2 separate regions of the Homo sapiens genome follow, and region 2 is linked to region 1. The links are chromatin contacts, found by Hi-C in ENCODE. All regions are on one chromosome and are shown on one strand. The core of a region is the stretch at or near the end of the contact, and the rest is flanking DNA. Distances in the headings are between cores, read along the strand shown. Region 1 overlaps REV3L (REV3 like, DNA directed polymerase zeta catalytic subunit). Region 2 overlaps LINC02541 (long intergenic non-protein coding RNA 2541).

Region 1 (4,528 bases), core at 632-3,131:
ACAAGACGACTAATGTTGGTTCCCTGCCTGCTAACACAACATCCGTTCTGCAGCCCATGGGTCAAAGAGTAATTTCAACTTTCAAGTCTTATTATTTAAGAAGTGCATTTCATAAGGCTATAGCTGTCACTGACAGTGATTCCACTGATGGATCTGGGCAAAATATATTGAAAACCTTCCAGAAAGGATTCACCATTCAAGATGCTCTAGGCTGCTCTGGTCTGTAACTTTCCATTCCAACAGTAAAAAATCTGGGATCTCCTACTTTTCACCTCAGAAAGCTACAAATGTAAAAGGAAAAATAAATTTGTTTTGAGAGGAAATCACTTATTCAAATAGCCATGTTATTCTGTTTTGTTCATAATATCAACGGCTCTATAAATAAAGAACTTTAAAGAAATAGCAAATTCACCCAGAGAAAGCTCTGCCTGCAATATTTTTCAGGTCATGTCACACAAAGAAAAATAACAATGCTTGCACAGCCCACTGAGATAAAATGGACAAGGATGTTCAGTGGTGGAGGTGATGGCTCAAGGGACTTAGGAATCCGTCTGGAATGCTGAGAGACCAACACGTCCACTAACCTACAGCTATTCACACCATCAGGGAAGTGCTGGACTAAAGTAACAAGGCTCTAACAACTCCAGGGATTTCTAGAATTGTGTATCATATACTATTCCTAAAATATAAAAAGTAACATTAAGGTCTGAGGTTAAAAAAAAAAAAGAATCACAATACATATCAATTGCTAAGCAGTGTAAAGGGTTCACTTTTGCAGTGGTCTAGAACTAAACCCACAATACCTTTTAGGTAGCCTGTATACTAAAAACCATCAAACTGTCCTCTTTAAACGGATATAAATTATAACTCAATAAAGCTGTTACCAAAAAAAATTTTTTCTGAGATGCTTTTCCTGACAATCTCTAATCCCACTTTGCATGTATTTCTTTTCATTCTTTAGTCACTCAACATTTATTTTCTAAATATATATTATTTTATAAATCACTGACTATATAACACTTGTTTCAAAACTTTAATTTGACAAAAATTTAATTTGACTGAAAATTAACCTTACTTTTCCTTCTTGCTTTTCGGAACTTGACAGCAGCCAGATTTATTAAATTCATGCCATAAAGATTGTAGTCAATGAAGAGCTGTAGGAGGTAGGGAATATGCGCTTCATGAGGCTGGTAAAATTTATTCATTATGGCTCCGCTTTGCAAAAGTTCACATATCCTAAATTAGAAAAAAAAAGTTTTATCATAAAATTATGTTCCCTAAAATGTTAAATGAAACAATGATTATAGAAATATACAGAACAAAGCACTTATTAGCACACAAAATTTCCATCTCAATTTTACCGGAAATTTGTATTTTGTTAGAAATTAAAAGTTTCAATCAAGTTTTCAAGTAAGCAACATGTTCTGAATAACAAAAAACTGCATGGATGAAGAATATTTTGTCTTAAACCAATTTGATACTAACTATATTTAAAAATTAAAAGGTTTTTAAAATAAAATTTTTCTTTTAAAAATAACAAATAATTTTGAAAAGATTAATATTCAAAAAAGGAAAAGAAATCATTACTTATAATCCCACCACTCAGAGGTATTGCCATTTTGATATTTTTCTTTCCTGAGTATTTTTTTTCCCTTCATGATGACGAATACAAACAACAGACAATTATATACAGCATAGTTAAGTACTATGTGGGGAAATACATTAAACATCTAGAAAAGATACTAAACAGATAGAGGTACAGAGGTGGTTTCTGCAAAACCTTAGAGAAACTCTCTAAGCAAGAGACTAAATGATGAACTAGAGGCACTTTTTTCTCTGAAGAGAGGGAAGAGTATTCACGTAAATAAAACTGCACATGTAAAGGGTCACGAGAAAACACGGCTTATTCAGGAACTGAAACCACTGAGTAAGACTGTGACCTAGTGTCAGAGGCAGGGATAGAGAAGTAATGAGAAGTAAGAGCATGAAGAGCCTGTTAAGACATTTGAAGAGGTAGTGAAATTTGTCTGAGAGGTGAATAGCAGAAAAGTGACATCACCAGACTAGCTATAGAACACAGAAGACTACAGGTAAGGAGTAAATAGGCTGTTGTGGAAAAACTAAGGATGGTGGCTATAACAAGGATCATAGAAATGTACTGATTCAGGAGACATATAAGGGGTGAAATGATCAGGCCTTGATGACTAACTAGATGTGAAGGGTGAGACAGAAAAGGGGCTGAGGGTGATGCCTAGATTTCTTGCTTAAGCAGCTGGTTAGTGGTGGTGCAATTATTTGAAAGGGGAAGAACTGTAAGAAAAATTGGTTTGGGATTTTTTGGAAGGGGAATAAGGATAAACTCAATTTAGACACAAGGGCATTTAGGTATAGTGGGGATCCAATAATAATATTGGAAATGAATCATAAAGAAAATAATAATCATTTTATTAACACAGCAGAGGTAACTAACATTTCTGAGCACTATATATTGGATACTGTGCTAACGTACTTTATTACAAGTAATGTTTATTACAAGTCTGTGGTACGATCATCTCCATTTTATAAATAAAGAAATTATCTTAGATTTAAAAATCACACAAAAGATAGAAGAGCTCTGAGGTGGGAGGACCACCTGAGCCCAGGAGTTCCAGGTTACAGTGAGGTATGATGGCGCCACTGCATGCCATCCTGGGCAACAGAGCAAGATCCTGTGTCTTAAAAAAACAAAGGGGCTAAAATTCAAATCAAAATTTCTCTGCCTTGTGAGCCCTCACTCTTAACCACTCGGCTATTCCATCTATCCAGTAGATGGTTTGATATATTGTTTAGAAGCTCTAGAGAGAAATGAGGCTATTCATATACATTTGGAAGTCAAAAGCATAAAGATAAACAAAAACAAAAGTTAAAACCAAACAAACCCATGGGAGTAAATAAGTCTGTAGAGGGAACAGAAAATATACAGAGTAAAGATGAAAGTCTAAGGCAGAATTCTAAGAAACAACCATAGATGTTAAAATGTAAACCAACAAAATGGCAGAAATATGATTGATCACACTGGAATGAGAAAAACTAGAGGTGGTATATATCACAGAAGCTAACATTTAGGATTGTTTTAAGGCACCATAAGCATCACCATGAGGTCAAAAAGTAAGGACCTAAAATTGGATTTAGCAACACAGAGGTCATTAGTGAAAGCAATTTTCAGTAAAATGGTTGGGGTAGAAGCCATATTGTAGTAAGTTAAAGAGTGAATGGGAAAGCCGAGCACAGTGGCTTGTGCTTGTAATCCCAGCACTTTGGGAGGCTGAGGCAGGTGGATCACTTGAGGTCAGGGGTTCTAGACCAGCCTGGCCAACATGGAGAAACCCTGTCCTTACTAAAAATACAAAAAAATTAGTCAGACGTGGTGGTGGTGCCTGTAATCCTAACTACTCAGGAGGCTGAGGCAGGAGAATTGCATGAACCCCGGAGGATGAGGTTACAGTGAGCTGAGATCGTGCCATTGACCTCCAGCCTGAGCAACAGGGCAAGATTCCAATTCAAAACAAACAAACAATGAATGGGAGGTAAGAAGTTGGATACACAAAGTATAGATAAATCTTTCAAGGAGAATGGCTAAATGAGAAAGGTGTTTCTATGAGTATGAATGTGTGCGTATAATTAGCAAAGTTTTATTAATATTAAAATGGAATTGGAAAGAAAGACGGGAATAGCCGACAGATGGAAGCGATCCTTGAAAACATCAAAGAAGATGAATCTTGAGCCTCAGAGGTGAGGAGGAAAAATTTCTTTCACGGAATAGGCAGCGAGGAGAGAATGGATGTAAATGCAATTTAAGGTTAAGAAAGCCTTAAGAGAGCTTTATTCCAGTGGTTCTCAAACTTTTTGGCCCCAGAACCCCTTTCATTCTTAAAATGTTATTGAGGGGCTGGGCACGGTGGCTCACGCCTGTAATCCCAGCACTTTGGGAGCCTGAGGTGGGCGGATCACCTGAGGTCAGGAGTTTGAGACCACCTGGCCAAGATGGTGAAACCCCATCTCTACTAAAAATATTAAAAAATTAGCCAGGCATGGTGGTGGGCACCTGTAATCCCAGCTACTCAGGAGGCTGAGGCAGGAGAATTGCTTGAACCTGGGAGGCGGAAGTTGCAGTGAGCCGACATGGTGCCACTGCACCCCAGCCTGGGCAACAGTGAGACTCCATCTTAAAAACAAAACAAAACAAAACAAAACAAAACAAAACAAAACAAAACAAAAACAACATTATTGAGAACACTAAAGAGCTTTTGTTTATGTGGTTTATATCTACTGATATTTACCATATTAGAAATTAAAACAGAAATGCAGTGGTGCGATCTCAGCTCACTGCAACCTCCACCTCTGGGGTTCAAACGATTCTCCCACCTTAGCCTCCAGAATAGCTAAGACGATAGGTGCTTGCCACAAGCCCAACTAATTTTTGTATTTTTTGGTAGAGATGGGGTTTCATCATGCTGGCCAGGCTTGTCTCAAACTCCTGACCTCACGT
Region 2 (4,453 bases), core at 1,214-3,713, 2.2 Mb after region 1:
CAATATGTCAAAGTGATTATACATCCTGTGTCCCCAATTAACATAGTAGCATTCAATATTTAGTACACTCTGAATACATATTGGTGGAATAAATAAAATAAGCCATGCTGGAACTTTATCTGTTGTTCTTAAAAGAAAGAGAAGCTGCCAGAATTGGAGCTTGATCCAGGGGCTTCCCAGGGGACCATCCTCTAGGGAAGAAGATGTTGGTTTCATAGTTACTTGGTCCATTACAGTTCACAGAGGACAGTGCACACAAAATCAGAAAAGCAGGTGGGCTTATTGCAGTAAACGTGAAGCAATAGCTAGTTTCATTTTGATAGCACAAATTTTAGACCCTACCCTAATGAAACTATAATACATGAATAAAAAATGAAAGTTAATATATGAAAATGAAACCAATCATTACAATAAAAGGATGGGATTGAGGCTATATTTTCTAATTATGAAAAATCTCTTTTATGATATTTAATGTGATTTAAAGGATTTTCAAAACACTTAGTACAAATCTCTATGTAAATATTAATGTTTAAAAAATATTGCAGCCTAGGCAACATAGCAAGGCTCTGTCTCAAAAAAAATATTGCAGACTATTCACTTATGTTACAACATATACTCAAGTGGGAAATTCCCTGGTGACAAAATATCTAGAAAGTATGCCAATAAACACACACACACACACACACACACTTCAATTAAAGGAATGAGCCCATTTAATGAAATGGACTATCTCTTATCATGATATGTAAATAGCATTTCAGTTATAGAAAAAATACTACAAAAATCACTAGAGCAATTTTTTTCATTGCAAGACCTGAACATAAGGTGTATATTTTTGTAACTGTGTTTTTTAGAAAAGAAGAAGTAAAAGAAGAACCACCTGCACCTAGGTGGCAATTCCCCATCACAGGGGGAGGGAGCCAGTCTTGGCCACTGGGCACAGAAGAGACTGCTTAGGAAATCCCTGTGAGCTCTAAAGGAAGTAAGAAAACACAGAAATGCAAAGCTCCAATACTCCCCCACGTATCACAGACTCCTCTAAATTTCCCACTGGGTGTTTCAAGAGTTGGTCCTGGTGAGGTGGGAGGGGGAGACCAAAGGGAAGAGAAAAAAAAAAACAAAGGCCATTTGTGGGGAAGCTGAAAGGACATGGAGGTACAGAGGCAGAAATGGTGGCAGTGACGACATATGGGGCAAATATGCCCAGACCCTCAGCCTCCCCACTGCACCCACACTGTCCACAGGACAATCGGGGCAGGACCTTCATCTGTGTCCTCCGGTTGAGGGGTTGCCTACATAATCTGAAAGAGAAGCGTGAAACTCCAGAAGGGGAAAAAAATGCCTCTTTTGAAGGGGACTTCCCTTGCCAGTGAGGTTTCAGATCATGTTCTGTAACAGCCTACTGGCCTGTGACAGGGCCTCCAGGAAATGAGACAACTCAGATGCAGAGTACTAAGGGAAAAATTTCAGTAGTGGCTTGAGAAAACTAACTGTTGAGTCTGACAAAGCAAAGTTCTAAGATAGTGCGAAGTATAACTAGGGCTGCTTTGAAAAGGAAACCCAGAGAGCAAGGACAGGTGTCGCTTAGTTTTAAAAAATAATTAGAGCTTCTGTTTATTGAAAGCCTACCATGTGTCAGGAGCCTTGCATGCCTTATCTCTTACTCTTACATCAGATGATATGAAATTGACATTATTATCCCCATTCTCATCTGTAAAGTGAGAAAACATACTCAGATAAATTAAGTAAATTAGCCAACATCATCCAGTTCCAGGGCCACGATTCAAGCCAAGGTCCATCCGATACCAATTACTATGCTTCTGCCTTGGCCCTTCTGTCATTAATTCATGTGGTTCACTGTGAAAGTCATGGACTTCTTTAAACCTAGATTTCCCCTTATGACATGGTACAAGTAAGCCTAAAGTTAGATAAAATCATAGCCTATGATGAGCTAATTTAAGCTTCAATCTGTCTCTGTCACTAGCCAGTTCTGTGGAAATGGACAACTCAAGTAACTTCTCCAGGTCTCAGTGTTCCCATCTAAAAAGTGGGGTTGTAGTGGGCCTCTACAGCTCTTGACTTCTATGAGGCACACCGAGTCCTCACATGCCAACATAAAAAAGGAAATTTCAAAATTGTCTTTGTTTTTTAACAAAGTATATGAGGGGATTATTCCAGTTCTCTATGAATAATATATATATTTAAAGAGCCTATGTTTAAAAAATTAAAATGCTTTAAAACATTTTCTAGATGGCCTTACAAATGGAAAAAAAAAGTATTCCTAGCCAACCCTCTGTCAGCAGAAAGGCCACACAGAAAAAAGCAAATCACAATTCTTTACCCCTCTCAGCATAAATCATTACTCACCGTGGGAAAATGATTACTTGCCAGGAAGTAGAACCTATGAATCATTATACTGTTGTCCTCGACCTCTGATAGAGCAAGAATTAGGGGAAAGACTGAAAAGCTGGGGAGTGAACTCTGATTTGACAATAGTTCCACTCATGGCATCGTAAGGCAATGAAAACAGAAAGCTGATCGAGCCGTAGGGCTGTCAAGTCCCGGTGCTGCTGCAGTGCACGTCTGAACCCAGAGCAGAATGACATGGGCCCCTGACTTTCTGAGTCACTCCTTGGGTCTGAGTCTTCACAGCCCCAGAGTCATTTATCAGCAAATAGAAACAATGCCATCCCTGGGCTTGTCCCGACAGTCAACCTACTTGTTAATGCCTGTGTAAGAGATACCCAGCTTGGAAATAGGAGCAAAAGTCACAAGGAAGGGATTAAGTTGCCTAACATCAGCATTCATTTCCTAAAATAAAAACACATGAAAGATAGACACCACAAATATGTGTTCCCTTGTGGTATCAGCAAATATTGTGCTATAATTTCTCTACTGTTGCTAATAAGCTATGGCACACAACTGTAAATTCTTTTTTTTTTTTTTTTTTTTTGATACAGGATCTTGCTCTGCCATGCAGGCTAGAGTGCAGTGGCACAATAATGGCTCACTGAAGCCTCGACCTTTCAGGCTCAAGCAATCCTCCCACCTTGGCCTCCCAAATAGGTAGGATAGGGCAGGTGTGGTGGCTCATGCCTGTAATCCCAGCACTTTGGGAGTCTGAGGTGGGAGGATTGCTTGAAGCCAGGAGTTCAAGACCAAATAGCTAGCACTACAGGCATGAGCCGCCATGCCCAGCTAATTTTTGAGTCAGGGTCTCACTATGTTACTCAGGCTGGTCTCAAACTCCTGGGCTCAAGCGATCCTCCCACCTCTGCCTCCCAAAGTGTTGGGATTACAAGCATGGGAGCCACCTGTAGGTGGGTGAGGAGCAGTGATCCTCCCACCTCTGCCTCCCAAAGTGCTAGGATTACAGACATGGGAGCTACCACACCCAGCTTGCAAATACTTTTTATATTATGTTTTTCTACATGGCCTTTGATGTCTTTAGAAAATGTTTGTTTTAAGCAAGGATCTTTTTGTGACTAAAAGCACAGAAAAATACAACATAGTTAGTATGTTACACACCAAATATACAAAATCCTAGAAACTTATAGAAGGAGATAGGAAAATTGATCTTATAACTAATCTGAATATTGTTCTCTACTTTCCTTAATGTTTTTAAAGGTAGTGAAAGTAAAACTATATTGTTCTGATGATGTAGAAGGGAGAATGTTTAAAATTCCTCCCAGTTTCAGGAGGAGATATTAGAACCTGTCTTTATTATACTGCATTGATTAGAGGGAAGAGGGTATTACAGCCAAAGTGTTACCTAACCATTAGACTTTCACTGTATTTGATCCCACCTTCTTACTAGTTTAAATAAAATTTAAGCATGTACTACCATATATCTATGTTTTTATTTATGAATGACATAATCATTATTAATTTATTGTGAATAATATAAATCATTCATAAAAATTCATCTTTTTAAAGATTATATTTATTAATAATGATACATTTATATATTTTTATTATTCTCTTTTTCTGTACCTCAATAGATCATGTGCACCCCACTTTGGGACCACTGACCTTTTAGCTTGCTTGTCATGATAGAAGTCATCTACTAAAGGAACTCTGGAATGTTTGAGTCTCTAAATAATCTTGTTATAATCCAAAATAGCCTGTTAATTTCAAGATTGATCTTCAGGCGACTAAACTAAGCACTCATAAGAAATCACAAGGTAAAAGAGTTCAGGTCACTGTTTGGTTAGCTTACAAAGAGTTACTTCTATTTCCCTAAATGTTTTTGAATCACTGCCCTTTGGCTCTGAAGGGACAACTAAATATCATCTCATCAGTAATGCCATTTTCCCTCAAGTGTCTTTAACACAGAGCTGTTTCTCTAGAAGAGAACAAGGTTATATAAATGGGAGAGAACATGTCTCCCTCCAAGATAGTTATGCAACATGGGGAAGATTCCACAGAAGAGAGACAAGGCTGAACAGAGATG

The links. Hi-C counts contacts between places; a loop is a spot of excess contacts on that map. Pooled maps may share reads with other maps.
Region 2: a loop to region 1 is called in a map with no recorded cell type, with 6 times the contacts of the local background. The contact joins two enhancer-like sites. A Hi-C loop is called at or near these places in 3 of 37 single-sample maps with no recorded cell type and 3 of 50 pooled maps.

Annotation. Positions count from the first base shown.
Region 1 is chr6:111,404,395-111,408,922 of GRCh38, forward strand. REV3L (REV3 like, DNA directed polymerase zeta catalytic subunit) reads right to left here. Exons shown (of 32, transcript NM_001372078.1): 4 at 1,076-1,236. Among named protein-coding and RNA genes, the nearest start is that of REV3L, 77 kb to the right of the region's middle. Within about 2 kb of position 1,882, at least 3 of the 41 ENCODE cell types and tissues checked have a DNase peak (open chromatin) inside an H3K27ac peak, as active enhancers do.
Region 2 is chr6:113,629,933-113,634,385 of GRCh38, forward strand. The region is part of intron 1 of LINC02541 (long intergenic non-protein coding RNA 2541); the gene reads right to left. Among named protein-coding and RNA genes, the nearest start is that of LINC02541, 18 kb to the right of the region's middle. RefSeq lists enhancers at 1,044-1,343, 1,364-1,503, 2,374-2,423. Within about 2 kb of position 2,464, at least 26 of the 41 ENCODE cell types and tissues checked have a DNase peak (open chromatin) inside an H3K27ac peak, as active enhancers do.